Linked DNA regions of Homo sapiens: region 1 is linked to region 2. A link is an interaction called in ENCODE POLR2A ChIA-PET data of the cell type or tissue named here. Cell type or tissue: A673. All regions are shown on one strand. Each heading gives the region's core, and the rest is flanking DNA. Links, peaks and the distances in the headings are about the cores only.

What was found. ChIA-PET counts read pairs that join two places held together with the same protein. Peaks named below come from ENCODE experiments on the same cell type or tissue, not always from the same donor. Only the 100,000 strongest peaks of a DNase experiment are listed, where the experiment ranks them.
Region 1: POLR2A ChIA-PET joins it to region 2 with 10 read pairs; 9 of 35 experiments call an interaction of 5 or more read pairs at or near these places.

Annotation. Positions count from the first base shown.
Region 1 is chr1:203,289,819-203,302,064 of GRCh38, reverse strand. BTG2-DT (BTG2 divergent transcript) reads left to right here. Exons shown (of 4, transcript NR_034151.1): 3 at 784-975; 4 at 1,418-3,307. Among named protein-coding and RNA genes, the nearest start is that of LINC01353, 8.8 kb to the right of the region's middle. RefSeq lists silencers at 2,676-2,880, 11,351-11,750 and enhancers at 5,205-5,706, 11,961-12,246. In A673, for the core only: no CTCF peak of the experiment used is centred there; DNase peaks (open chromatin) are centred at 5,374 and 6,054; H3K27ac peaks cover 1,134 bases.
Region 2 is chr1:203,472,523-203,484,768 of GRCh38, reverse strand. PRELP (proline and arginine rich end leucine rich repeat protein) reads right to left here and starts at 8,963. Exons shown (of 3, transcript NM_002725.4): 1 at 8,831-8,963; 2 at 612-1,600. The coding sequence starts at 1,584. In A673, for the core only: no CTCF peak of the experiment used is centred there; no DNase peak of the experiment used is centred there.

The DNA of each region.
Region 1 (12,246 bases), core at 2,208-10,207, 180 kb after region 2:
TGAGACCAGCCTGGCCAACACGGCAAAACCCAGTCTCTACTAAAAATACAAAAAAAAAAAAAAAAAAAAAAAAAATTAGCTGGGTGTGGTGGCGGATGCCCGTAATCCCAGCTACTCCAGAGGCTCAGGCAAGAGAATCGCTTGAACCTGGGAGGCAGAGATTGCAGTGAGCCGAGATCACGACATTGCACTCCATCCTGGGCAACAGAGTGAGACTCCATCTCAAAAAGTAAAAAATAAAAAATAATTTAAAAAAAATATATATATACACACAGTGTAATTGTACTCAACTCTGGATTTAGGTTCTCAATCAATTTCTGAATACATTATAGCAGTCCCAATTGTTTTTGAAATTTCCTGAAACTACTCTTATATTGCTAGGACCAGAATCCTTAGAAACTCTAAAAGTCAAGATATCACCCCTGCTTTTTCTCTTTGCATGTTGCCTGTTGCTTCCCATTCCTTGGTATAATCAAGGTGCTGTTTGAGCAGCAAGATAAGGAGAGTGGGTTTCCTCTCCCTCCCCACCTGTCCTTCCTGCTTCTCCTTCTCCCTTCCTGCCCTTCCTCCTCCTCTTCCTCCTCATTCTTCTCTACCTCCCTCCACTCCCACCCAAGGGTCTTGGGTTGAATTTTGAACTTTAAATGTTGACTTGTGCTGACCAGTGACTTCACCCACTGAAGAGGGGGAATGGGGTGATGGAAGTGAGGGTGGACTTCATTTATGCCTCATCTGGACCAGAATTTCTGTCCCATGTGACCTCAGACCTATTGGTTCCTCTAGTCCTGGTTGCTCATCTCGCCCACTTGCACAGCCCACCTGTGTGGCCGACTCAGGATTGACCCACCTGCTCTCTTCAGGCCATATTCCCACGCAGAAGTGGGTCCCACTCCTCAGGCCTCTGTGCTGGCCCCGTCTGTGGGGTTAGCAAGCAGCCCTGCTCTCCATTTCCAGCTCAGAAGCAACTGGATCGTTGTAAGTGATTTCTATCTTTCCCAGCGCCCTGTTGGGCCTGTGGGGACTTGGCTTGGTTGGCTCAATTTTCTGAGTACAAGTAGAAACCTGAGGTTGAGTGAGGCAGGCAGTGGCTGGGCTGAGATATTGTAGGAGGGTAATATCAGGTCATTTCTCCACCATGCAGAGTGTAGTTTTTGTTGGTCTGTGTGTCGGTGTGGTTAGGGAGGTATTAGTATGTATATTTGAGTGAGCATACATACTTAGATTGCATGTGGGCTCTGATGTTTGTGGGTAGCAGGGGATATGGATATGTGTTCACTATGTTAGTAAGCACATATAATGGTATCTGTTGAAGAAAGTCGTCTTGTGAAATGTGGGTGTTATGGTAGAGTGTACATTTTGGTGGAGTATGTCTGAGTGTAGCTGGTGCAAATACTAATTTGATCTTTCCTCTTTACAGACCTCATTGGTGACAACTTGACTGTGCTGCCCAGAGCTGATAAGAAACATCACCCGGGGAAGACCAGCTGCCTCTTCCTTGCTTCCTAATCAGGGTGGAAATACTGCTAAATATATCACAACTCTTTGCAAGCATCGTTGGGTAATGATCGGGACATCTTTGTGGGTTCCCTATCATTTTCTCACAAAGTTGAGCCTTTCAAGGTCAGTTCTAGGCCAGCCAGTCTGGGAGTCATTCTTTAGAATCAGAAGAGAATTTAAGAAGAGGAGAAGATAAGATTGTCTCTAAAACCTGCTAATGAGAACTACAGGAAGGTGGGGATGCTAGCTACTTTTAATATTTCTGGTTTGAACCCCTTCCTCCACCCCAGAATGAACTGAGAGTAGGTACAGAAATAGATAATGCAAAGACGGTTAGGGTTGAGGGTAAGCAGAAAACTACCCATCTAGACCGAAGGAAGGCTTGCTAACATATCAGTAAGCAAACAGCTTTCTAATCTGCAGGTAACAAGTTTTACATCCCTGAGGACACTTTTTGAGATAGGACTTTGTTTGTTTGTTTGTTTGTTGTTTTTTGTTTTTTTGAGACAGAGTCTCGCTCTGTCTCCCAGGCTGGAGTGCAGTGGCATGGTCTCGGCTCACTGCAACCTTCACCTCCCAGGATCAAACGATTCTCCTGCCTCAGCCTCCTGAATAGCTGGGATTACAGGTGCATGCCACCATGTCCAGCTATTTTTGTGTGTGTGTGTGTGTGTGTGTGTGTGTGTGTATTTTTAGTAGAGATGGGGTTTCATCATGTTGGTCAGGCTGGTCTGAAACTCCTGACCTCGTGATCTGCCCTCCTCAGCCTCCCAAAGTGCTGGGATTATAGGCGTGAGCCACCGGGCCCAGCCTGGGGCTTTTTGAGACCCTATTGAAGGCTGAGGAAGAATCTGGAAGCTAAAGAGTAACCCATTCCACCACCTGCTCTGAAGATAGAAGAAGCAAAAAAAGATTAAATTGTACAAAAAGCACTTAAATTAGACAACAGAAGAATTTCCTGATACAAAGTGGGTGTCTAAGATGTGTTAAACAAGATGCCTGCTCCAGCCAGGACTCAGACACTCCTGGATGGAGAGCATCTTCACAGTTTGGGATAAAAGTGACTATACAGAGTGGTGGAGTGAAGGCTGCAGGCCCCTCCCCAAGGTGGCATCTAACCCCGGAGGTATCAGGACCTCAGAGGCTACCCACATGATTTCCAGCTGATGAGCAGAAATAGCTGTGGCAGGTGCAGGCTTCACTTGCTGCCACCAACATGGGAGCTCACCAAACACCCAGTGGCCAAAAGAACCAGGGTCTCTCTAAGCCCTGGGCTCACCGCCAGGCAAGCTTGGGTGCTTGGGAGGGCCGTCGTTCTTCACAGTGCAGCCCCTGGATTTCTTCTCAATTTACTCAACTCTCTCTCTTGAATCCCATCTGTGCAGCTTAGAAGTCACAAATTAGAACCCCCCAAGGCAAAGCTGACCATAGATACAAATGGTTTTGTCTGTATAGTGTTTAAGCACTTAAAAAATTCATTGTGAACATTTAATAATTAGAAAGTGTCAAAATGAAAATATCTATAGTTTCTCTCTAAAAACCAGAAGATCTGTTAACACTGATCCCACACTTCTATTTGGCAATGACTGGCCCCTAAGACAGGGGGTATGTCCTCTAGCTCACCACAGTCTCCACCTTTACCTACTGCATCCCTGCTGAGACAAAGTGGTACATGCCATTTATTAAGGATGAATGCTGTTTTTTTTAATTATACTTAATCCTCATTTGCATTACCTGCCTTCATTCTGGAGGTATTTGAGTTTGCATCTCCTGATAAAGAATAAATCTCAAAATTGTCATCTCTAACTTCACCTTTATTACAGAGCTTCCAATTCATTTTTTTCCAACTGAGAGCTGGACATCTTTGGAGCATTTTTCTGGTGTTTCAGTCTCAACATGTAACAGATCAAAGATACTTCTCTCCCATCTTCCTTGTTTCTTAGTTCTTTCTCTCTCTCCTTAGTATTACCCTTCTTTTTCTGCTTTAAAAACCTTCAATAGCTTCCCATTGCCTGTAGTACTAATTAAAAATCTCTCATCTGACATTCAAATGGCTGCATACCAAGGGACCTTAGGATACCCATTCAAATCACCCAGGAAGTTTGATAAAAATTCAGATCACACAGCCTCTCCCTGAGATTCTGGACCCACCCACCTCAAACTACTGAATCAGTTATTAAGTATATACATACATATCATATATATATATGTGTGTGTGTGTGTGTGTGTATATATATATATATATTTTTTTTTAGATGAAGTCTCACTCTGTCACCCAGGCTGGAGTGCAATGGCGAGATCTCGGCTCACTGCAGCCTCTGCCCCCCACCGAGTTCAAGTGATTCTCCTGCCTCAGGCTCCTGAGTAACTGGGATTACAGGTGCCTGCCACCACGCCTGGCTAATTTTTGTATTTTAAGTAGAGACGGGGTTTCACCATCTTGGCCAGGCTGGTCTTGAACTCCTGACCTCGTGATCTGCCTGCCTCAGCCTCCCAAAGTGCTGAGATTACAAGCGTGAGCCACCTCACCTGGCCTTTAGTTATTAGGTATATGAGAGGTAATTTATAGGAAGCACCTAGCATACTACCTAAGTATTATAGATGCTCAGCAAACCATATCTCATAATTGCCAACTGTCAGAAGCAGGGTTTTCAGAAATAATCTACACAAAAATTTTAATTCTTCAGATGGAGAAAAGAAAGCCATGAGATGAAAAAAAGATGTCCAAAGTTACACAGCTACTTAGTGGCAGGGCTAGGACTAGAACCTAGATCTCCCACCCAGCCTAGGGCCCTTTCCATTAGGCCAGATTCCCATCATGTGACCCTGGCTTTATTCATGTATTCACTTACTCAAGGAATATGTATTGGGTTCCCCTGGGAGCCAGCGGTGGACCATGGTGGGTTTGGGAGTTGGTATCAGCATTCCAAGTGTCTATCTGGGGGTGAGGGCTGGAGGCTGAGTGCGTGAGATGGCCACTTGGAGACACAGAGGAGCCCAGGAGCAGAATGAGTTCAGCTACTCACATAGAAGTTGATGTTTCATCAGGTGGTAGCAGGAATTTAGAGTACAGAGAAAGGCCCTAACCCTCGCAGGGCAAGATCTTTAGTCAATGAGAAAGAGCGGCCGGGAGGGCCCATGTTGATGAGACAGTGGGATAAATGAACTTCGGAGAAAGGCATGAGGAATGATGGCAGGGAAAGGCTAACATAGAGCAAGACACATTGGTCCCCACTGCCTCATTCTGAGGAGTGTTGGGTGAGGCAGAAAAACAGGCTTCTCTTGACACAGCCTGTTTGAGGGAATGCCAGGAGATGGAGAAAATGCTTGGAGGGGTGAGGATATAGGGGACTTTTCTGGGCCCAAAGGGGGCTCAATGAAAGGGTTTGGAAAGGAGGGTGGTGAGAGTTAGACTACCACAGAGCACACCCACAGTGGAATGGGGATGAGAACATGTGTCCTTCGGACAGTGACCAGCATCCATAGAGGGAGTGAGGATTTTAGTCTTGTCTGGGCCTTGGAGGTGGCAACCAAACACAGGGTTCTAGGAGAGAGGCCTGGCAACTGAGACATGAGACCCAGAGTGCTGCACAGGGCAGAGAAAGACAACCTCCAGGGAACTTCCATTTCTGCTGTCAGGGGCCAGCCACTGCCTTGACGACTGCAGAGTGGTCTTCGTGTCTCGGAGGGACAGGGCCTCCAGGGTCCTGGATGCAGGCTGTGTGCTCCCCTAACTCACCTCTTCATCCTCTCCATGTTACTCTGCATCGCGTTGGCCCACACAGGCCCACTCTCCTGCTGCTGGGAGGGAGGGGCTGGAAAGTGTTAGGAATTCATCAAGCTTGTAACTAAAGCTGACTCTATGCCAGGCCCCATCTGGGGAAGGAATCTGCTCCCCCCAAAGGCATGTATTCCCCTGAGGGTTGCTTCTCAGCTGCTGTGCTCTACTAACCCAGTAGTGTCTGTGGGAAGATGAATGATCTGGGCTTCTCACCCTCCTTTGCCACCCTGGCTGTGTGGTCAGGGAAGGGTGAAGGCAAGAAGGATGGCGGAGGGTACAGGAGAGACAGTGAAGACGGGATGAGGTGGGAGCTGGGGAAGGGGAAGAGACGTGGACAGATGGCCAGACCAATATGGCTGGAAAGGTCCCTAGTGATGTGTTTTTGTTTCTGCGACTCCCTCGGTGTATCAGGAGCAAAAGGATGGGAACGATCTGCTAAAAGTCTGTTATCCTGGAGGCCCCCCAAGAATGTGACCTCCCACACCTTCTCCCTCTAGGCCTTCTCCTATGGTACGAGAAGGTGTGACTGAAAGTGCCAGAAACTCACAGGGGAACACATGGACTTGGGACAGAAGCAGATCTGAAGCTGAATTTATTGCCTCTTTCCCAAATTTAGAAGACAGACATGTTGTAAACCCTCCTCATCCTCACTCCCAGGGGCCCAGGATAAACCCCCTTTATCTCCAGACAAAAAACAAGAGAAGAGGCCCTGAACCTATTGGAGCTTCCCCAGATGTTGTTTTGGCAGAGCCGTAATGGGGCTGGGCCTCCTGGGGCTGAGTGTCTGGGGCAAGCAGGAAGCTGGCATCACAGCTGTGACAGCCAGAGACCACCTGGGGGATGGGGGCTGAAGGGAAGAGGAAGACAGATTCAGAAAGGAGGACACAAGAAAAAGTCTAAAGAAGAGGTACTGCAGCTTCTCACCTGTGGCCTCCTGGCTCTGGGCCTGAGGTACTTCTCTACTGCACCATGGGTTCAGGTCCAGGGATCCGTGTGGTTTGGAGGAAGGAGCTAGGAGAAAGGGAGAGATGGTTGGAGTTCCCTGAGCCTTAGTTTGCTTATATGTAACAAAAGAGTATTGGGCTAGGAGACCCACCCTGCCTCTTAATCTGTCATCTATGGTTCACATTGATGACTCCTTGGGTCCTAGTGGAATACGTGATCACCTGCCAGCAAGAGAGGATTTTCCTGATGAGGTGACAAGATATCCTGGAGCCCTACTTCCTGAGCGGATCCCATATCCAATTACTGGCCCAGTCCTGTCAGTTATCCTCTTGAAATACCTTCTACTCAGCATCACTGAAGCCACCAACTGTTAGATCGTTCTTGGATAGTTTCAACAGTTCCCTAAGTGGTCTCTTTGCCTGAAGTGCTTCCCTTCCTGCCCTTTCCTCAGTCCATACTCTGCTGTCAGAGCTCCTAAACTACAGGTCTGTCTTGTCTCTTTCATGTTTAAAAGCTCTGAAGGCTCCCTACAGTTGAAAGTTTAATTCTTGGTTTGGCCTTCAAGGCCTTTACAATCTGGCCCAACCTCAAAGCTCAATTAACCCATTCTCAGTGTTTCTCAAATACATACTTTGCACTTTCATACCATTGTGCCTTTGTAGTTTCAACAGTGAGGTCTTGCCATGTTGCCCAGGCTCTGGAGTGCTGTGCTTACTCACAGGCATGAACATAGCTCCCTACAGCATCAAACTCCTCACCTCGAGTGATCATCCTCCCTCAGCCTCCTGAGTAGCTGAGTGCCCAGCTTATTGTACCTTTACTCATATTATTTGCTCTGCCTGAAATTCTCTCTGTTCAGCTCTTTGTCCATCAAAAAGCTGACTAATTATCTCCGTGCAAGTGATACAGAAGGAGTGAAAACATTATTTTTCCCACATTATTGAAGAAAAAAGTAAGGAACATATAGGGCAATGGACATGTCAGGAAAGTCTCTAAAAAGGGGGCTGGGGTAGTGGGGTGAGAGTGGGCTAGGGAAGGGTGGGAAAGGATTCTAAATCCTACTTCCTCCATCCCTTCCACTAAGAATAAGGTTGGGGAGGAGTGGAAAGGAATCTTTATTTAGATTAAGAATGGGTGGCCTGAGCTGCTTGTTATGATATATTAGTCTTTTTTTTTGAGACAGGATCTCACTCTGTTGCTTAGGCTGGAGTATAGTGGCATGGTCTCGGCTCACAGCAACCTCCATCTCCCGTGTTCAAGCTATTCTCCTGCCTCAGCTTCCTGGGTAGCTGGGATTACAGCTGTGCGCCACCACACCTGGCTAATTTTTGTTATTTTTAGTAGAGACGGGGTTTCTCCATGTTGGCCAGGCTCGTCTCAAACTCCTGACCTCAAGGGATCTGCCCACCTCGGCGTCCCAAAGTGTTGGGATTATAGGCACCTGGCCTTATATCAGTCTTGTTTTGATGATGACTGGCTCCGATGGCATATAATTATGCTTTTTTACATTGGTGTCCCTGGATGGGCTAATTAAGTTTTTGAACTGACGGATTTGTTCTAGTGCGATGGGCAGAGCACATCCCTTAAAGCCACACTGCTTAGGTTCAAATCCTAGCTGTGCTACCTTAGGCAAGTTATTGAAGCTTTCTGTGCCTTAATTTCTTTATCTATAAAATGAGATTAATAGTAATTCTTACCTCTTAGAGTTGTTGGGAGAATCAAATGAGTTTACAATACTTAGAATAGTGTCTGGCACATAATAGTGGTCAGTACATGTTAACTATTATTACTTATAATTTATACTTTGCTTACTTCCAAGAAGAATTTGAGACAGCTTAAAATATTAAACCACATAGAGGATGATTTTATGTGTGTGTTTATATTATATTAAAGATCAGAAACGAATTGGTAGTAGGAGGAAGAAAGAGAAAGATAGATATTTACAAACTTGTTTGAATCAGATACTTCTTTGACACCTAAATTTATCTTTGAACTTCCAGGAAGCCAAGGTAAAAAGGGAAATACCTGCATTATATAGTTTTCATTGTGAAATATAAAAAAGCATTCAAGTTAGCCTGTTAAAACCCACCCCCACCAGCCCGCTACATCCACACATTCCTCAAGAAGAAATTTATGATATGAATCCCTATGTTGGAATACTGGAGCCAAAGAGTCTGAAGTTGTTCTCAGTTGGCATTTAGTATCTTCCTCAATTGGGTTTACCTTTCATAAGAGCCCATAACGACAACAGAAGTAATCAGGATAATGGCTGGGATAGTAACAATCAATATCATCTCTACATTTCTTTCTATCCTTATTTCAGGGTTTCCTTCCTTCCCTCTTGGCTCAGGAACTCTCTGAGGTCAGGGGTTGAGCCTCGCTCGGTCAAATAGTCAGGTGGCCCCAGGTGGTTTCAGCTGCCTCCCTGAAGCATTAGAGTTGTGTAGAAGCAAGGTGGAACCCATGGCAAAAACTCATGAGGTGAATGGAGACAGGAAGGTTATGAGGTATGTCTAAGAGGGCTTTGAGACGATTGAGCTCCCAAACATGTAACAGAATGATTATCTTAGTGGGAATGGGTAAGCTCCTAGAAAGAGAACAACTCTGTGTCCCCTATTTTTTGAATTCAGCAGAATCTATTGTAAGTCAATATCCTTATGTAAAAACATTGCATAAGTCCAGGAAGACCACCACCACGATCTTCCAGCCTGACCTGCCAGGCTTAAAAAAAGCGGCTCGGCCAGGCGCAGTGGCTCACACCTGTAATCCCAGCACTTTGGGAGGCTGAGGCGGGCAGATCACCTGAGGTCGGGAGTTCAAGACCAGCCTGACCAACATGGAGAAACCCTGTCTCTACTAAAAATACAAAATTAGCAGGGCGTAGTGGCGCTTGCCTGTAATCCTAGCTACTCGGGAGGCTGAGGCAGAAGAATCGCTTGAACCTGGGAGGCAGAGATTCCAGTGAGCCGAGATTGTGCCATTGCATTCCAGCCTGGGCAACAAGAGCGAAACTCCGTCTCAAAAAAAAAAAGAAAAAAAAAGTGGCTCTTTGCCTACGAACTTACACACTCAGAAGCTTTGGACCTATCTCGTTGAATTCTTAGACAGGTTCAGAGGTGTGGCTGGAGGTTAGAGCTGAATTACTCCACAGAAGAAAACAAGAGGAATCTATATTTTTGTTCCTGAGAGAGAGCAGCAAAAAAAGGGGGCTTGAGTAACCTTAAAATGGTGTTGGGAGGGCCTAGAGCCAATGTGAGAGAGGAAGCCGAGGGAAGTTTAAGAACAGAAATGCCCAACACTCCCTTTTTAAGCTCTTTACATTTTTGCAAAATTAACCCCCTCAGGAGACCCCAACCTTCACTAAAGCCCATGATGTATATACAGACCTTGTAAGGAATTCATATGAAGAAACAAGAGACAGGCCTGACACGGCTCACAACAGTGAGAGCGCTCAGGGTCAGCAGGATGATTCCCAAAAGGAACTGACTTGAGATCCCAAAGCCAGAGGCACTGATGAGAAGGAATGTCTTCTCCACCCTCCATCCCCACTTCCAGGGGAATCTGGAATATTTTGAGGAAAACTATTGGATCACTCATCGATCTTCGAATAAAACATTGAACCAATCTTGCCCAGCACCTAAAGAGCAGTTGGGCACAGCTGACGAACAGTTTACCCACTGGGAGCATGGAATTAGGTGTCACCTTCAAATACCTGATGTTTAATGAGGACAACCATCTCCAAAGGGAGGATACCTGCCTGCCCACTGTGCAGTCTACTTCTTGGCTACCTAGCACAGTCCTCCCTGAGAGAGGGTTCCGTGGGGGCTCGTTGAAGCCAATGAGTGGGGAGGAGAAATGCTGCAGAAATTTACCATGTCTGGCTGGCCCTATGGCTCACTGCCATTTATGTATGGGTCACATGGGTCACAAATCAATCACTTGACCTCGTGATCTGGATACCTTTTGTCGTCTTTGTCCTAGAGTGATAAGAGGAAGGAGATTTAGTCCCCACCCTCAGAGGTAGAGAGTGTGGGTTCTTCATTCTGACTGGGGAGAAACGGTTCCTGCCCACAGGACGCTGCAAGTTCCCAAGGAGGGAGAAGCATCCACATCGAGGACACAGACGCAAAGCTGCCAGGAGACAGGCAAATATGGGCAGAGCCACACTGCACAAACACGATTCACAATTAACCAAGGAGTTGGAGTGAAGGTGTCAGCAGGAAATAGCTTGTTGGGCCTGGGAGTTTTGAGCTGAGCTGGATTTGGAAGGAAAGAGTTCTTACTAGCAGCAACAGAAGACAGTCATGTGCTGCACAGTGTCCAGTACTGTGCGAGGCGTTTGCACGATGACCGCTCACCCGCGGTTCCCCTCCCTGCTGGAAGGATCATCTCCAGCATGCTCACCACTTGCTTACTAACAGAGGCCCCAGACAAACAGCTCGCCACAGTACACACAAGAGGCAAACTCCAGATGACTTTATTTACACAGCTTAAGCTTTTCAACAGGGTCAAAGGGCATTCTCACAGCACATGGGTGTGGCCCGGGAAAGGCAGGTTCTGGAGGGGGCTCCTGAACAGGTTCCTCCTCCCTGGCACCAAGTGACCACCTGTAAGTCTGAATAGCACTTTACAGCTTGCAAAGCTGTTTTACACCAAGCAGAACACTCATCTAGTCCTTACAAGGCTCGAGGGCAGTATCCTCCATATTTTATGGAGAAGGAAGCTGGGGCCTGAAGAATTATGAGACAAATTTAAGGCCCCAAGGCAGAGGCAAGGATGTCCTTTCTACCACCCAACAGTGGCCTAGCATCACAGCCTTCCGGCCGTAGACTTTGGGATGCAGAGCATTCAGGGACTATCAGAGTGCATCAGTGAAAGGCCACCTGGTCATCTGCATTTCAATCTAGCTCTGCACATTTCATGAGAAACCCAAAGAGGGAGGATGCAGAGCGACAGCGTCTGGGAAGGCTGCCCGCCTGGGCTCTGGCTCTTGAGAGGAGACAGGGAGGCTGGCCTCCCTTTTCCAAATGCGGGTCACCTTTGCCCCGGCCTGGGCATTGTTTGGGAGAGGAGAGCCTGGCCCTTGATGGCTGGCAGCTGTTGCCCTCCCCAAGAGCGCCCCTGCCCTGCCGGCCCCTCCGGAGTCTGTGCCCATATAAGGGAAGCACTTCCCGGCAGCTGAGGTAGAGGCTGTGACGCCCCCAGTCCACGTCAGCGGCCGGCGGGAGGCGGGAAAGCCCAGCAGAAAAACAAGTGACGCGGCGCGGGAGGGAGGCGGTGGGTGGCAGGTGGCGGGAGGGAGTGGCCGCGCCTGCCTCGTTAACCCCTGCCCAGGCAGCTGGAGCCAAGGACTGAGCGCAGCCAGCCAAGGTTGTGGGCTGTCTTTGCCCTTCTGTGTGAATGGGGGTGTGGAGTGGGGAAAGTCGGGGGCCAGGGGCTGCGCTGGTGACACCTGCCTGAGCACTTCTGTCCTGGGGTGGGTGCAGGTGTTTGTGCTCTGGAGGACCTGCTCTTTGGGCGTCCAAATGTGTTTCACAGCCTGTGCATTTTGCCTGGTGGTGTCAAGGACGCATATGACATGGACAGCCATGGTGTGTATTTTTACTGCAGAGCCCAGGGATTTTCCCATAGGTGTTTAAAGACAATCACATCTCCTATTGAAACTCAATCTCTTCTGTCCTGAAACAAGCAAATAAAAAGAAAAACTGGCATCTGTGTTTCCAGAGAATCCCAGAAAGTCTCAGAAGAGGCACTGCTGTAAGGCGACTGGCTTCTCATTAGCCAAGTGGCCTCCCCATGTCTTCCCCAGACCAGTCAAATAAAAAGGTCTGGCCTAGGGGCTGACGGAGAAGCAGCCTGAAAAACGAGGGTTTCCAGAGGCCTCCTGCCAGGCAGAGGCCAAGAAAAAAACAGAAAAGGAAGAGAAACTGCGATGAGAACTCAGGGCTCATCATGGAGCCTTCACTGTCCTGGGGCAGGTTGGGGGAGGCGCTCTGATTTCTGAGTCCAGCTGAGCACTCAGA
Region 2 (12,246 bases), core at 2,598-10,597:
AGTGCACCTAAACATCGCACCCTTCCAGATAGATTCAGAAAGCACCAGCATGCAGACCTTCTTTTCCTGACTGCCACATTTTTACCAGTTGCATACCCTGAATCAAAACCCAGGCTCAGGCTTGGGAAGAAGCATCTTCCCACAGGGGCAGGTTTCTGCAGAGGGCAGACCCAGGACATTTCAGGATAGGTATTTAAATGTCTCTGTTCTGTTTTTAGCAGAATGTCCAGGAGTATATTCCATGTCTACCCTACCTATAGATCCAGTTGCCAAGGAACTGGGGCTGAGGAAGAATGGAGGAAGAAAACCTATGACCCTCCAAGTATGGTATTCTGGGCACTTTCTCCATATTAAACTATTACATCCTCATATCACCTTTGTGATAGAAGATATTGTTACCATTCTCACTTTACAGATGAGGAAACTTCCCAGACTGGTCAAATATCTTTTCAAGGTCACCCAGATAGCAAGTGGCAAGGCCATGAATTGAAGTCCAGTGCCAAAGTGGATGCTTTTTATACCACCCCACCCTGAGTCTCCCTAGAGAGGGTGGAAGTGCTACACAAGCCAACCTCCTTGCCTTCGGCCCCGCCCCGGCCCACCCCACTCACTCTCGATGCTATTGTTGTTGAGGTACAGGTGTTCCAGCCTGTTGTTGATGGCGGGCACACTGCTGATCCTGTTGTGGGACAGGTGGAGCACAAGCAGGTTGGAGATATTAAAGGAGTTCTTGGGGAGTCCCCTGTCTGTCAGCTTGTTGTAGTTAAGCCGAATGAAGGCAAGATTGGGAAAGCTCTTGAAGTATCCGTTAGGGATGGTCTCAATCTTGTTACTGTCCAGGTAGAGCTGGTGAATGGCGGTGGGGACCCTGGGCGGCATCTTTCTCAGGATGTTGTGGGCCAGGTTGAGCTGCATGAGGTTCTTGAGGCCATGGAAGGTGTCGGGCTTGAAGACGCCGTCGCTCAGCCTGTTGTGCTGGAGATCCAGGAGCAGCAGGTTCTCCAGCTTGCTGAAGACACCAGGCGGGATTCTGGAGATGTGGTTCTGGCTCAGCCTCAGCTGCTCCAGGTTCCGGGGCAGGGCCGAGGGGACCTCTTCCAACTGGTTCTTCTCCATGTAGAGGAACACCAGGCCGGGCAGTTTCTCCAGCACCCTCTGGTCTATCTTGCGGATTCGGTTGTTGTCCAGGTTAATCCATCGCAGGCCTGTGGCATTCTGGAAGGACTCCACCGGGAGCTCAGTGATGAAGTTGTTCTGGAGATAGAGGTAATGGATGCGGGGCGGGATGACAGGGACCTTTCGCAGGTTGCGGCTATCACAGTAGAGGGCAGATGGGAAATCAGGGGGGCAGTAGCATTCGCGGGGACAGTCAGGGAAGATAGATGGAGGGCCTGGAGGGAGGGGAGGAGGCAGGTCTGTTGGCTCTGCTGGTTCATCAGGCTGAGGAAAGCTGGGTGTGGGCCTGGGCCTGGGCCTGGGTCTGCGCCCGGGCCCAGTCCCGGGTCTTGGTCGTCTTGTTGGCTGGCCTTGGGCCACTGAGGCCAAGATGAGAAGTGGGAGGAGCCAGCAGAGGGGTGACCTCATGATCCAGGTGATGCACCTGCAGGGAGAAGACACATAAGGTCATTATCCTTGGGCCCTCAGTAACTAGTTGTCATGTTTTTGAAGCCAGAGTTGGGCAGAACTAGAGCTCTAGGGAAGATGGGCAGAGCTCAGGGAGCTGTGGAAGCATCTCCTTGTTTGCCTGTACCCAGCAGGTAAGGGAATAACAAGGGCTTGAGGCTCTGGATTCCCTGGCCATTGGCTTAGCCACTCGATGTGTTGAGCCTGCTCTGAAGAGGGCGGGGGACATGCTGGTAGAAAGCACATTGGTGGCCAGGTGCGGTGGCTCACACCTGTAATCCAGCACTTTGGGAGGCCAAGGTGGGCAGATCATGAGGTCAGGAGATCGAGACCATCCTGGCTAACACGGTGAAACCCTGTCTCTACTAAAAATACAAAAAATTAGCCAGGCGTGGTGGCGGGTGCCTGTAATCCCAGCTACTTGGGAGGCTGAGGCAGGAGAATGGCGTGAACCCGGGAGGCGGAGTTTGCAGTGAGCCGAGATTGCACCACTGCACTCCAGCCTGGGTGACAGAGTGAGACTCCATCTCAAAAAAAAAAAAAAAAAAAAAAAAGGCACATTGGGGCTGGTGGGACAGTGGCATACAAGCCTGTAATCCCAGCACTTTGGGAGGCCAAGGCGGGTGGATCACTTCAGGTCAGGAGTTCGAGATCAGCCTGACCAACATGGAGAAACCCCATCTCTACTAAATACAAAAAATTAGCAGGGTGTGGTGTTGGACACCTGTAATCTCAGCTACTTGGGAGGCTGAGGCAGGAGAATCGCTTGAACCCAGGAGGAGGAGGTTGCAGTGAGCCGAGATTGCACCAATGCACTCCAGCCTGGGCAACAAGAGCAAAACTCTTTCTCAAAAAAAAAAAAAGAAAGAAAGAAAGCACACTGGACTCCGAGTCAGGAGTCCTGGGGCTTGTCAGAGAAGACCCTTAACCACTCTGGCCCTCAGTCCTCCCATTCACAGCATGAGAAAATCATCAGTGTCTTCATGAGAGGGATGTTAGGATGTATGAACCTTAGCGTCCTGGTTAAATCCAGAAAGGTCCTTAAAGATCCTATAACCTAGTGGTTTTCCAACTCTGCTTTCATTTCTGTGACATACCCCTGTGGGGAGGAGACTGAGGAGATGGCCCTGGGGTACCCTCAACCCATCCCTGTGCCAACCTCAGCAGCTCTCTTTAAAAAAACCTATTATATATATTGAGGTTTAGCCGAAGCATTCATTTGTTGAGGGGCAGGGGACACGTTTCTTTGCTAAAAATGGCTTGAAATCCACCAATCAACTCCAGACCCCACCATTTGCAAAAACTGAGGACTGGAAGGAAGAAGTGGCTCGCCAAGGCCAAGATGCTGTTTAACAGCAGATCCAGTCTGCACACTCACACACACACCTCTTCAGGTCCCATGCACATAAGCAAACTCACTCACTTATCCTCTGTGTGCGTATATGAGCCCATACGCAGTACACTGAGTATTGGAAGGAAAGAAGGAAGGCGGAAGGGAAGGAAGGCAGAGACTGTCTTTCTCCACCTCCCTCTAAGGTGGTCTCTTCCAAGGCAGGCCTCTCCAAGGAGGTCTGGAAGGCCATTTTCCCTGGCCTCCTATCACAAAGGACCTTGCAGTTAGGTTTTTGGCTTGATCTCCCGTTAAGGATATAACATTGTCAGAGATACATTGCAAGGGTTAAAAAGAGAAGGCATTAATTGCAAAACTTTAAGCTTGAGTCTTGTTGGCTGAACCCCACTTCACTTGTAATTGGTGAACTATGAATTAACATTGTGTAAGTTCTGTAATTTTCTGGAAAACAGAACAGTCATCTTGCATATAAATTAAGGGGGTAGTTAAAGCATTGGTATTCTAAAACAAACATTTCTAAAAGCCTCAATTTTTGTGACCCTGATTTAAAAAAAAAAATTTATTTTCTAATCACCCAGAAGCCTAGAAATGATCTAGAAATCTTTCATACTGTGAGAAGCCCTGTCCCAAGGAGGCTCCCAGCACTGGCGGGAGTTTTTCTATATCCCTTCATTGCCTTTGTCACCGAAAGCATATGCCAGGGACTGGGCACCAATTTGCCCAGGGCTTCCAGCAAAAGCAGTGAGGCACTGTGGCTGTGACCTGTGCTGGGCGGGGCGGGGTTTCCTTGGCTCAGTGCCAGGGCAGCCCTGGTCTTCATTGTCAGGGGTGAGAGGAACAGGCAGGTTACTCACAGCTCCACCCAGCAGGCTGGCTGTGCGCGCCTTCTCATCCACAGTAAACACAGGCCTTCCTCATCCCCATGTGCAGCACCAGACCCTTTGGGAACTTATCTTTTCACTAGTCCTCTGACCCGTTTACATTCCAAACCTCTGGGCCTAGCCAAGCTGCTCCCAGAGCCAACAGGAGGTTCCCCAGGAAATGCTCCCAGGAGCAAGTTATGTGGGGAAGCTGAGCCTGCTCTCCTCCCCTTCCCTCAGCCCCAGGGCTGAATCAGAACCATTCCAAGTGCAGGGATGCTTCTCTCTTAAGGAAATAGCATTCATTTCTAAGGCTTTTCTCATGGGGTGATGCCCCTTCCTGCCGGAGCTTTGCCATGAGGCAGGATGAAAAGTTCTGACAGCTGACAGCACAGCCATTCTCTCTGGCAGTGCTCCGTGATGTCCTAGGTCTCTGAAACCAGAATCTGTGTGACAGACTGAGGGTACCTGGACTCCATGGGTAGTCATAGTCCCTCCTACAAAGCCTCAGACCCACACTCTATGCTCCTGCCTTCTAGAAACTTCTGTCCAATCATAAGATTCCTTAGGATGGGTCCATGTGTGTGTTTTTAAATTTTTCTTATGCTTTCACAAGTGCACTTCTCCACCCACAGCTTTCTACTGGGCTCTGCTCATTGCTCAATCAGTGAAGGTTTGTTGACCACCTACAACAGCCAACTGCATGCAGTTCTGCTCTCCACCATCAGTTCTGGAAAAGCTGCTGCTTCACGGAAGAGAAAGGCAATTGCTTTGCCCAACCCAACATTCACTCTCCACATTAAAGAACGTTTCCTAAGAGAATCTTAATTTTTTTTTCTTTTTTCACTTTAAACAAAAATGAGATGGGGGTCTCACTGTATTGCTCAGGCTGGTCTTGAACTCCTAAGCTCAAGCAATCCTCCCACCTCGGCCTTTCAAATTGCTGAGATTACAGGTGTGAGCCACTGCACCCAGCCTCTAAGAGAGTTTTAAATTCTAATTTCAATTCCAACTATTGTGGATCTGGGCTTGACTCCTGGCTCTGACTCTCCAACCCGGGCTCCTCATCTGTGTGAGGATCAAATGAGATCATGCATTTGAAGGCATGTTATAAAGTGCAAAATCTCTGCAAGTGGCAGAGGCTTACTTACTCATTTATTTGTTTATAAACAGCAGATTCTCTAGAGAGACTCCTTGATTTTTTTTTTTTTTTTTTTTTTTTTTTTTTGGTGATACAGGGTCTCCCTTTGTTGACCAGGCTAGAGTGCAGTAGTGCAATCACAGCTCACTGCAGCCTTAACCTCCCTGGGCTCAGGTGATCCTTCCATCTCAGCGTCCTGAGCAGCTAGTACTATAGGCATGTGCTACCACAGCTGGCTAATTTTTGTCTTTTTTGTAGAGATGGGGTTTTACCATGTTGCCCAGGCTGGTCTCCAACCCCTGAGCTCAAGTGATCTGTCCTCCTCAGTCTCCCAAAGTGCTGGGATTACAGGCATGAGCCACAGCGCCCCAAGGACTCCTTGATTTTTAAAGTGAGATAGCCCCCTTCCCTATCTCTCTCATTAATTTAATGTTAAAACCCAGGAGTGGTGGAATGTTTCTGCTCAGGGCAGGGTTGGGTGGAAGTCCTGATGGGTTGGTCAAGTCATTAGGAGCAGCTATTTAAGGCTAATTGGCTTTGTATGGAGAGGTTGAGGTTGGGCTGGGAATGAGGTTGGGTTTGTCTCCCAGGGCTAGGCAGGGCTAGCAGCAGGGTTACGCCGCACTCTGAACTGGCATTCTTCTTACTTGTCAGATCTCCTGTCTAATTGGTCACCCCTAAGCCTCCATGCCTTGACCCAGAGCTACCCTGCAGTGGAGAATGGGGCTGCTTCTGACCTAGCGCTGTGCCGGTGAATGTCGGAACACCCCTCTCTCTTTTTTCCCTTCTTTCTGTTCTCAACCTAGGTGTCTGAAAGCCATCCTGCTCTCTGTATCTCTTCCTGTAGTCCAGAAGGGTGTTGGAAGCAGGGAGAATCAAGCAGTCTTTGCCAATTTATGAGCAGAGTTAGTAGAGGAGTGAGCCTGAGGCCCTTTCAAGGCCCCCATTAGGGCTGATGTGGTCCTGAGATAACAAAGGAGCCTTATGGGGGCATGATGACTTCAAGATGCCCCTTTCTAGGAAGGTGAAACGATACAAGGATGAGCTTGCCTGGGGCAGTGGGAGGAGAGCCTGTGGTGCATACTAGTTAGGAGAGAAGATTCTCACCCCTCCACCACTACCTAGTGATGCGAACCCTGTTCTGGGCCTCAGTTTTCTTATCTGTAAAATGGGAATAAAAAAATCTTCCCTATACCTATATTCCTTACCCAATTGTCAGAAGCAAGTGCAGTTAGCAGCTTTAAAATGCACTACAGATCAAAAAGTGCTAAAAATAAAAATAACACTATTATGGAGAGACCATCTGTCTCCCCAGTGTCTACCACAAGGCAAAGTGTAAACAGAATGAAGATTTTCTGGCCTCAGGCCACTAGTTTAGAAGAGAAAGTTTTCCATTCTGAGCGGTGGGGAAGAAACCAGGGTGAGACGACTCTTCTCTGACAGCCCGCCACCTACCATATCCTCTGCCCCATTCCCCCAGCATCTCCAAGCCTTGAAGAAAGCCTAGAAGAGTGTGTCTGATGCCTTGAGTGATTATAGATCTGAGACCCAATCCTGCAGTTCTTCATTCAGATGCTTAGCTAGGTAGGCTTAGGCAAAGCAATTGCTTTTCTGCTCTATAAAATGGGGATACTAACACCTTCTTTTCTGTTTTGAGGGTTAAATGAGTTAATACATGCAAAGTGAGTGTTTTCTGAATGTTAAGGTCTTGTTGATATTATTTCAAAGTAATGGGGTCTCCTTCCCTCCAGCCTGGCTAGAGGGCAGCCCCCATGCACTGCTCGAAGGCAGGGATCCTTGTGAGTGGGGTACCAGCTCTTCCACACAGAGCAACTTCCTCCCCTTTGTGGCTTGTGAGATCACACTTGGGTCTCAGAAACAACTAACTGAGGAGACTCTGGAAGTCCCCAGCCACCTAGGGAAAGCTTGTTCTGTCTTTCTAATTCACCAACTTCTCACCGATGCTTTCTGCAACAGGTGAGGGGACACTGGCCACAGAAGGTGCAAGTCTGCCTTCCTCAGTGGGCCATGGAGTTCCACTGCGATTCTTGACTTCTCCCAGCTTTTTGCCCCTTCCAGCCTTGAAATGCTTCACTCACATGCCCAATAAATGGGATTGCCCACTAGGGAGGTGGAGGGGGCATGAAGAAAGTGTTCAGCTCACCCTCTGTGAGAGCCCAGACAGGTGGCTGCTGGGAAGGAGGAGCAGGGACCTATAAGGGTCAGGGGAAGGGCCCAGCACATGCTCCTGGGGTCCTGGGGCAGGCAGATTAACAGGTGAGGGGAAACAGAAGCTCTGTGGAGCCATCTTGGGGGAACTTTCTTACTGGAATGTTCCTCTGTGGTATATATGGCTGCTTGTGCTTGCAAGGAGGAGAGAGGGAGACAGCTCTTCCCTGTTTACTCCCACTCCCCAAAAAAGAGGTGGCCTATTTGGGACACTCTGGTGCTCCTTTTCCAGGACACAGTCCTTCTGCCCAGCTAACACTGCCGGAGTCTTGGGCTTAAAAATTACAGCAAAGCTCTCTCTCAGGCCCCTGATTCTCGAGCCCTGGTGGACCATCAGAATCTCCTGAAGTATTAAAACAAGATTCCTGGGTCTCGATTCAGTAGATCTGCAGTGAGAGCCGACATCTGTATTTTTAGTAAGCCCTCCACACTCCTCCCTCTCCAGCCCTTAGGTGACTGTGAAGATCAGCTGTGTGTGGGACCCCTGATCTCCCTACACCCCGCCTGCCTTGGGACAGACCCTCTCTATTAATAGAGAGGAATGAGCAGGGGAGCAGGAGAGGGGCCGCCCTTCAGTTTTCCCCTCCCCAACTGCTTAAGGAACTGCTGCCTTTTTTTTTTTTTCTCCTCTGCCACAGGACCTTTTGCCAACCTAAATGGTTGGAATAATTTCAGAACGGCTTTAAAGAAAAATATTTTTCTGGCTGCCTGCAGGAAAAAAAAATAAAAAAATGAACTGTCCCCAGAGCTGGGAATTAGGACCTTCAAGGATTGGGAACTGGGTCGCTTTCTTCTTTCTTTCCAAAAGCCAAGTGGTTTGGACCAGTGAGACAGAAATTGAAAGCTGCTGAGAAGACACTGTGCAGGTTGGAAAAAGCCGTTTTTCTCTCCCTCCTACCCAGTGAAGCCCTAAATAATGAAGAAACCCTTCCAGCTCCCGCTCTTGCTTATCTCCTCCCTATTCGGCCTGGACTTGGGATGCAAGATTTTCTTCTGGCTCTGCCATCTCAGTGGGAAAACGTACTTTATCTTTGCTCTTACAGCTAGGGAGGTGTGTGTGAGAGGGCGAGAGACAAGATGCAGGGAACATGTGTGCATGCATGTGTGTGTGTGTCTGCTGGTGTCTGGTGATGATGTGGTCTAGCTCTGCATGTCAGATGCAGAGGGCAGAGGTGAATGGACAGGATGTCTTCATTTTGTATGGTCGTGTGGGGTGATGGTAGTGAACGTGCAGCCTCCGTGTGATGTGTGTGACTTCCACAATGTGTGACAATACACAAAAGGTGCAAAGAAATGGGTTCTGGAGTCCAGTTTCTATGGAAACACCTGATCTGTAGAAACACTTTGTGCAGCGTGGCTCTCTGTGCTACAACAAACATCTGCAGCAGGAAAGCTTAACTTTTGCAGTAAGCAAATATAGGGGTACAGAGTGATGAAAAGAAAAGGAAGAGGCTATAGGAAAGAAGTTAGGAAGACTAAATTTGAACTCATTTGAGAGGAGAAAGAGGTGGGAGGAAGGAAGGAGTGAGAGGATAGAGACTAGATCAATAAATGGACAGAGCTGGAGGAAACTTACTGGATGAAAGATTCTTCCCAGTCTCCTGCCCATCTCCCAACTGGGCTTACCTGCACACACCTGCCTCTCCTCTCAGCTCTGAGTTTAGTCCTCCTCTTCCACCCCCTCCCTTCGGCGGAGCTGTGGCAGCAGAGAGCCAGCTAGAAGATCTGATCTCCCAGTGGTGTGTGCGTGCTTGTGTTTGCCTGACTTTTCTTCCACCAGATCCTATTGGGGTGGGGAGGTTAGCTTGGGGGGAGGGAGGGGCAGATCATAGGGAGGGAGGGGAGGAGAGGAGGGAGGAGGGAGGGAGGGGAGGGGAGGAGAGAGGGAGGGAGCTTGGGAAAGGAGGAATGACAATAAAGTCTTTATTTGGCAGCCAAAACTCCCAAAGACTTCATCCACACACCATTCCCACTAACAGACTCATTTTTAATAACATTTCCTTCTGCTGCTGCCGCTTCTGGAGAGGGGTTGTTTGACCCATGTTTGGAAAACAAGCCAAATTAACAGAGTGAAAAGGCATGAAAAGCAACCTCTGTGTAAGCCAGGACTGGATGGCTGGGTCCAGCACTAGCCTGTTTAATTCCTCCTAACAATCGCCTTGCCTTCTGGGGCCGTTGCTCGGTAGTGTTAAATTCCTAAACCAGTGAGGGGTTTGGGATGCTTCCTCTGAGCAGTGACAGTCTTTCCCTAAGTTATCTTCTCCAGGAGGTTGCAAAGGGAGTGGAGTCTCAGGCTGGCATAGGAGATAACTTCGGTTTGGCTGCCAGGGCTGTTCTGAGAACCAGAGAGGGAGAAGTCTGGCCTGAGTTGCACAGCAAAGTTAAGGCAGAATTAAGATTTAATGTAAGACCTAAAGTCACTGTTCCTAGCTCATGTGGACAATGTAGTGGCTTCTTTCAGCTTCTCCATATCACACTTAGGTGAGATTTAGGGGCTGTGTGGTCATCACACAAAGTGATGGGAAATCCAAATTTCCCCTGTGCACATCAACACCCCAGAAGACCCAGTCAAGTAACACCACTACCTCTAACAATCCTCTAACAATGCCCCTCAATTAAGAAAGCACAACACACTTGCAGGTAAGTAGATGCCCATCAAAATTTCCTGCCATGGCCAGGCACAGTGGCTCACGCCTGTAATCCCAGTACTGTGGGAGGCAGAGGCAGGCGGATCACCTGAGGTCAGGAGTTTGAGGCCAACCTGGCCAACATGGTGAAACCCTGTCTGTACTAAAAATACAAAAAAATTAGCTGGGTGTGGTGGCGGGCATCTGTAGTCCCAGCTACTAGGGAGGCTGAGGCAGGAGAATTGCTTGAACCTGGGAGGCAAAGCTTGCAGTGAGCCAAGATCGTGCCACTGCACTCCAGCCTGGGCAACAAGAGCGTGACTCTGTCTCAAAAAATAAATAAGTAAATAAAATAAATAAATTCCTGCCATCCCAGCTGACTACTTAGAAAATGCAACGCAATTTTCTTCTCCATTATTGGTTCCATGGAGAGCTGCAGAGCCCCATGACAGGGGACTGCCTGCCTGCCCTCCGCAATATGGGGTAGAGGAGAGAACATTAAAATTAGGGTCTGCAGCCCTGGGCTCAGCCACCCACAAGCTATGGTCTTAGGTGAATCACTTGATCATGAGGACCTTCAGTTTCCTCATTTACAAAATATGGATAATATTGACCTCACAGGGTTGGGAAGATTAAATATTGTAAATGTGAGAGCACTTTATAAACTGGGAAGATATTAGGGTTTAGGAAAGGGATTGCGATGAATGGTAATTAGCCTAAGAAAAGGAGAAGGAAAAATAAAACCCAGACCTTTCTCCAACCCCCTTCCACCCCAGATCTCATGGCTTCACGCCCTGCTGGTGAGGTCTTGCTGGAAGACAGCACGGTTCCTCTCCAGGTTCACATTAACTGTGGCTCTGCCAGGCTGCTCATGTGCTTCATTTCTCATCCAGATGGGATATGGCGTCTTCTGCAGGCCGGGAACATCAGACGCCAGATTTGCTTGTTTCCCTTGGTATGGTGGGTGGTAGATGATAGAGGGCAAAAAAGACTGGCTGGGCACGGAGACTCATGTCTGTAATCCCAGCACTATGGGAGACGAAGGCAGAAGATTAATGGAGCCCAGGAGTTCGAGACCAGCCTGGGCCATATGGGGGGACCCTGTTTGTACAAATAATTTAAAAATTAGCTGGGTGTGGTGGTGTGTACCTGAAGTCCCAGCTACTTAGGAGACTGAGGTGAGAGGATTATTTGAGGCCAGGAGACCAAGGCTGTAATGAGCTATGATTACGCCAGTGCCCTCCAGCCTGGGTCACAGAGCAAGACCCTGTCTCAAAAAATAATAAGGTGAGCAAAGTACAGTGAGGTACAGGGATGATGGGTAGAGTGTCTGTGGGGATAGACAGACTGGAAGGAGTGTGGAGTATGGGCAGGGGCAGGGGTGTCACCTGTATCCATTTGTATGACAGCCATCCAAATCCCAAGAGTCTATGCTCTCGGGAATGGATGGCCAACTTCCAAGCCCTGCCTAAGCCAGTTATCTCCCTTCCTCCCTCTCCTATCTCCCGCATCCCACGCTATGCAGAGAGAATTGGAAAGAAGTATAGACATGGCCAGCAGGATATTCAGGAGTGTCCAGAATAGAGTTTGCTAATCAGTGGCTTGTGGACCTAATATGGCTTGAGTACCTAATTTTTTTTGACAGCACGTTAATTTTTTAAAAGTTTTGTGGAAATTTTAAAACGTATACATATTTACACAGTATAGTATTAATATCCCCATTATCTAATACCTAGCTTCAACAATTACCGACTCATGGCCAATCTTGTTTCTTCTGTGTTCCCCACTCCCACAAACCCTACTGGTATATTTTGAAGCATTGGTTAAAAAAAAAAAAAAGGATTTGAACACCTTTAGTCAGGACAAGCACTTCCCAGTTCAACACAGTCGCCATCCTGGTAGACAGGGGTCCAGGTTCTTGGGACCTGGCTTTGCCCCATTGCATGCTGTGTGACCTTGAAGATGTCTCTCTCCCTCTCTGACCTCAGTTTGCCATTTATAAAACACGAGGTTGTACCAAATGACCTCTCAGTGCTCTTCCAACAATACTGTGAAGAGAGAGTATAAGGTTTGGGGTTAGGAAACCTGGATTAAGATGTCAACTCTGCTGTTCTCTAGCTACCTGGTGAGTAGGTCTCAGCACACGAGCCTTGGTTTTCTCATCTGCCCCATCTCCCTCCCAGGGTATACCCAAGATAACACAAGGATCATTGGCAGCAATGGCAGGGGAGTATTTTGTGATTCACTGGCTTCATGCACCCTGGGACTATGTGGATCCTCCAGGAAGAGCCTCCTCTACTCTCCTAGAGTCTCAGGGACACCAGTGGTGTGTCTTCAACCCAGGGGAGGTATTTATCTCTTGCTGGTGTAGCCAGAGAACAGTCACAGGCACATGATGTGAATGCTGGGGCATAT